Regions from separate parts of the Homo sapiens genome. Here region 1 is linked to region 2. The links are chromatin contacts, found by Hi-C or POLR2A ChIA-PET in ENCODE. All regions are on one chromosome and are shown on one strand. The core of a region is the stretch at or near the end of the contact, and the rest is flanking DNA. Distances in the headings are between cores, read along the strand shown.

Region 1 (2,700 bases), core at 40-2,539, 210 kb after region 2:
AAGAGCCATATTATAACTCTTTCTCAAATATTTGGGAGGAAGTATTTTGATTGTGAAAATAGATGCTCCGAGAGTACCTAAGCCAAATAAATATTTACATTCTGCCTTTTTAGTTGAACAATTGACTTTGTTCTTTAGCATTTAGGTCAAAATACTTAAAAGTTTTAAAACATCAATAACAAGAGGATATGATTTTTCACCAGATAGTCTAAACTTACAGGTTTTAGCAAAACCTTCACAAGAAGGAATTGAGTAATTTAGAAATGTTAATGTACACACACCGTAAAAATAAAAAAAGGGGGTTGGGGTGTTGGCCACTTATTCTTTTTAACTAAAAAAAAGTCTCTCTTCCTCTTCCCTGTGTTTATGTAGTTAAGCCTTGGTGAGCATTTACAACCACTTACATCATTATAATGATAACCTCAATCTGCTGACTTTATGTAGGATTTATATCAAAAGAGTCTTGGAGCTTAGTATGCCTTATTTCATTTTCAGAGCATCCTTGTACATCACCATGTGACCAGTATCTTATCTGTATCATACAAAATTAAAACCAGATGTACTAGGAGACAAAGCAGCTTTCTCAAAGGAGATAAAGTCACATAATTATCAACTTAATGAAACTTGGCTTCAAACTCATGTCTTCTCTTAATACAGCCAAGTTTTTCCCCACTAGATTATTCTTCCTTTATATAAATTTAAGAAGTCATGGTGGCAGCTGAGCAGAAAGAACTGACTACCTGGAAAAACTCCAAGATTTTTTTGAGCTTGGGTTAACCTGACCCAGCAGAAGCTCTGAGACTTGGAAGAGAGGGAAGCAAGGCTATAAGAACTATTCATGTTTTTTGACACTGAGGAACACGTAAATTACTGATAACAGGTCAGCAAAATGAAAGTGTAAAAAAAGTGAGAAACATCAGTGTTTCATAATCAACTTTCATCATGGGCTTCACTGGAAACTCTTCTTCCAACTCTGAGCTGCATATCAAGCCTTGGAGCAAACACTCCTTCCATCTGAACTCTCCCTTGAGTTGTAGGAACTGCTCCTGTGGGTGCTAGAAAACAAGATTCTCCTGAAGCTGACTTAGAGCAGGTGGCTTTGTGTGAGGAAGACTGCAGAGGTGTGTCAGGTGTGTCCAGTTGCACTGAATTGTTCACATTTTTGACACTGGAATTTTGCACATTCTTTGGAAATAAGCCGTTCATTTGGATTCCCACAGTCACCTCTCCCAAGCCTGACTTGAGCTGCCAAGACTGAGTCACCTTCTCTACTCAGTGGGTCATATTACTGGTGGCAGGTTCCACCTGTTTTAGTATTTGCTTGAAAACAAAAGTGATCTTTGAGAGTTGAGTGACAGGGGCTGCTGAGCAGGCTTCCAAACCAATTGTGGGAGAGATCAAGATAACCAGTCACCTACAAGAGGAATTATGAAGACAACTAAGCCAAAAGAGAGTGTTCCAATAGATACCTTTGTCCCAATATCTTTCTTGGGATTAACCAGTGTTGGGCAAGGTTATCAGTTTAAACAGAAGTAGGAGAGGAAGTAAGCTTAAATTGCAGCAGAAAGAATGCTGGTCTGATAGACTGGAGAACTTCAGAACATGTTGGAGGAAAAAGAGTAGATCTCTACATAGATCTCTAAAGTAGACACCTGGAAATATATCCATCACGAGCCTGTCCAATACTAAAATTATCTGGGAGGAAACAGGCTTCAGCCAAACGAAGCACCTTTGAGAGAAAATCCAACCCTTAAGTTCTCTCATCCCTGCCCTCTACGACACCCCACTAACACTTGTTTTGCAAATAAATTGCTATATTCCTGAATATAATGCCAGAAACCAATTTCTTCCAGCACAGCTTTTCACCCTACTTAGCTTCTCAAAAGCATCACCCCTTTCCTACCATCTCCCATCAGTGGATGAAGTGATAGTCCCACTTAATAACTATTTAAGCAGTGGGCAAAGTTCTGTTATGCTCTATCTTAACCTTGCAAATCCAAGAAAGGGTTGTCAGCTCTTATAGAAACAGGAAACCATGTCAGCGTGTGGTAGAGAGAGCAAGTAGTTAAAGAGAAGCTCAAAGCCAGGCAGGATGGTGTTCACCTGTAGTCCCCAGCTACTTGGAGGCAGTGGAGGGAAGATGGCTTGAGCCCAGGAGTTCCAAGTTGTAGTGCACTATCATCATGCCACTGCATCTGCACTCCAGCCTGGGTGACAGAATGAAACTCTGTGTCTAAAAGAAAAAAAAGAAGAAGAAGCTCAAAGGACCTGGGCCTTCATTTCATCCTTGCCACTTGCCATTTGTGTGGCCTTGTGTTAGTGACTCGACAGCTCTCTACCTGCTTTCTCCCTCATAAAAACCTACTAATGTCGGAATGTGGCACTTGGCAGATTGTCTCTCTTCCTCCTGCACCTGGAAGGCATCAATAATCAACATTTCCACGGGTCACTCGTGTTAAAGGTTTCATGTCATTCCCTAAGGACATTTTTATTTCTGGAATATGTATATTCTGATCATTATGAGCCCAGGAAAAATCCAAGAGATGGTCAAGGCCATCAAGTTCAACACTCAATTTGCTTAAAGTCAACCCTTTATAAGTCAGCCAACATAGTGTTAATAATATTCATATATATGTGTGTGTGTGTTTATGTTATTAACATTATGTTGGCTGACTTATAGAGGATTAACTTTAAATAAAT
Region 2 (2,700 bases), core at 185-2,684:
TCACTATAACATAAAATATTGCTCACGAAAAACATGTTACCATTCAGTCTTTTAAATATATTCCTCAAAAGACATCATCTCAAATATCTAGACACCAACCTTTGTCTGGGAAACATATCAGTTTTTCCATTGTTTTTGTGGCAACACTGGACACCCAACTCCACAATTATGAACTGTCACCTCCGTAGCTTGGAGTGGATGAAGAGATAAATCATTCCTTTAATGTCACAAACAGAATTCAGGACTTGGCTAAGTAAAATATGTGATGGTACACAGATTTCGTTATATCTAAAGACAGCCAGCTCAAAAGAGGGTTCTAAGAATATTGGACCAATCAGTTGTCTTCAGCTTGCAAAAGCTGCCTTGCACTGGGCCATCAGTATTACTATTTTGCCCTCAATTACCAGCTATCTTTCTTTTCATAACATGTTAGATAACTTTTAATATTCACCTTCCAAAAATATTCAGTGGTATACCCACCTCAATTTTAGAGTTGACAGAACTGGGGATCAGAAAGAAAGAGAAATACAATGAAGAATATTTTCTCGGTTCTGTATCACTGTGTCTCTGGGGCCTAGAGTATGGTTGGTACTCCATAGATATTTATTGAGTGAATGGTGGAGTGGTGGGGCTAGGATGTAAACCCAGGTGTGTCCAAATAAGGCCAGTTCTTTGTTCATTCTATCCTGTGCCCTCCCAACCCTCACAAAGTCAGAAAGGTCAGAGGCAGCCAAGGTGAGGCAGAAGAGATTCAGTGATCTTGAGGCTCCTTTCCTAATTGCCACTATGCTGTATTTGTGTCTAGAAAATGTCTGTCATCTTGGACTCATGAAACATGAGAATACAGTTAAAAATCAACAAATACAACAACAACAACATTAGGACTAAGGATCAAACATCCTAGTTTCAAATCCTGGCTCTGACTCTTACAACATACCAATCTTTGGCTATGCCACCTAGGCTCCTTGAACCTCCGTTTTCTTATCTCTGTAGATAAGAACCTCTGTTTCTTATTTTAGATGTTGCTAATCTCCTACTCAGAGAGTTAATGAGAAGATGTACTACCTGGCACTTAGTAGGTCCTAAGAATTTGTGTTCATTATAAAACACAAATGAAAGAGACCATGATTATACAGGTCTCCCAGTCTATTTCCTGTGACCAGCTTGTTCATTAATGAGGCCAGTTACCACTAGGGGACACTGAACTAGCAAGAAACTAAGAAAGAATCAGACTGAAGGAGATCCATACACCAGTCAGTATTGGAGCTCCTGGCTTCTCCCTCCTTCAACAGATTGTTGAACTGCAATTGTTCTCATCACAGTCTCACTGTTGTAGAGGGAGCATTTGAGAGAGGGGTACTCTCTCAGGATGACTAAGCAGTCCAAGGCTATAAGGAAAGAATTCTGTTTCAATGCTGTGGTTAGGTAGCAACATTAGTATTTACATATATGTCTCCTCATTGTTGCAACAGCCACAGAAAGATAAGAATCTCTCCACTGAATTTTCTATTAGTGGCAGGTTCTAGACTTAATCAAGTGGTCAGAGACCTCCCTTGGTGTTTTTTCTAATTTCCTGAGACTGAAACTTTTGGCAGCCCATTGTATACGTTTAGCAGGAAAATCCAAGTGAGTTGTATTTGCCTTGCTCATGTGAAAGATATGTTTGTACATATGTCATGTTCTAAATAATGACTTGCACATATCATTGTTTAGAAAAATCCTGTCCTTTGTTCCTTTCTTAACCCTGTACAAAGGAAGATTAAACTTCTTGGAGATGCTCCGGCCGGCATTACCAGAAAAGGAAGTCAGAAATGAGAACTTGAGGCCACCCCTTGCATATTTCTTTAACACAAGACAGAAACATTCACCCTCCCTCTACACTGAATATTATTTCAGAGTTTTCTGCTTGAGATTACAAAATCTTTAACGGCAAAGATAGAATTCTATGACGTAACAACTCAATAAAGGTCCTGTTTCCAAATGCTCCTCCTGATCAGCACAACCATATAATTTATTATGCAGTCGGAGCCATTTTTTAGAGTGAAAGGGGATGCTCATAATGATTATGACAGAGGGGCATAAATTGATGAGTTTGTGATCACTTCATGCTTAATTGTGTTTAGAAACTGTTGAGACATATACAATCTTAACATTTTACCTTTAAAACATTCATCTTAGAAAATATCTTTACATGAGAAGTACTTGTGCTTATTCTGTACAAACAAGGCTGTCTTGATTCTCAGGGCAAGTTAGTATCTGCCTCCTTGCAGATGGGTGGAGTATTCTCTCTCTTGCTCGCTCTCTCTCATTTCTAAGCCTTGGTGAGCCCTTTCTTTAAGCAGTCTCTTTGGCACCAATATTTCTTCTAAAGACTTCCTTCCAAGACCCATTCCCCTCCCAGGCAAACTCTGTGGAATTACTCTTATCTTCTCTCTGTGACTGTTTTGTCTTCTCTATTTAAAAATGTGTCTATGTTATTATAATTCCAAAAATTTTTCTGCTAGTTTTCTATTCTAAACAATAGTTATAATCTATTTTTGCAAGAAGGAAAATTACATATCAATTGTTCAATTAATGTCTTCTAAAAGGTAAAATGTTGCTTCTGTGTGTTTAATATGAATGCAGAAACAGAGAGACAGAGCCTGTCAGCAGAGGAGGTGGATCCTGCCATGGAGACAGGCAGATACCCCGGGTTATATA

Evidence for each region. Hi-C counts contacts between places; a loop is a spot of excess contacts on that map. ChIA-PET counts read pairs that join two places held with the same protein, here RNA polymerase II (POLR2A). Pooled maps may share reads with other maps.
Region 1: a map of PC-9 shows a loop between it and region 2 (6-fold over the local background). The contact joins two enhancer-like sites. A Hi-C loop is called at or near these places in 15 of 168 maps with a recorded cell type or tissue (CD4-positive, alpha-beta memory T cell, CD8-positive, alpha-beta T cell, Caco-2 and 10 more), 1 of 37 single-sample maps with no recorded cell type and 16 of 50 pooled maps. POLR2A ChIA-PET finds 5 or more read pairs at or near these places in 9 of 52 experiments (CD4-positive, alpha-beta T cell, Caco-2, H1 and 6 more).

The regions. Positions count from the first base shown.
Region 1 is chr12:46,454,545-46,457,244 of GRCh38, reverse strand. All of the region lies in intron 2 of SLC38A4-AS1 (SLC38A4 antisense RNA 1), which reads right to left. The region is part of intron 1 of LOC124902923 (a long non-coding RNA gene); the gene reads left to right. Among named protein-coding and RNA genes, the nearest start is that of SLC38A4-AS1, 72 kb to the right of the region's middle. Within about 2 kb of position 1,289, at least 6 of the 41 ENCODE cell types and tissues checked have a DNase peak (open chromatin) inside an H3K27ac peak, as active enhancers do; they include PC-3 and PC-9, where a contact is called at or near this core.
Region 2 is chr12:46,660,070-46,662,769 of GRCh38, reverse strand. No RefSeq gene overlaps it. Among named protein-coding and RNA genes, the nearest start is that of SLC38A4, 160 kb to the left of the region's middle. Within about 2 kb of position 1,434, at least 15 of the 41 ENCODE cell types and tissues checked have a DNase peak (open chromatin) inside an H3K27ac peak, as active enhancers do; they include PC-3 and PC-9, where a contact is called at or near this core.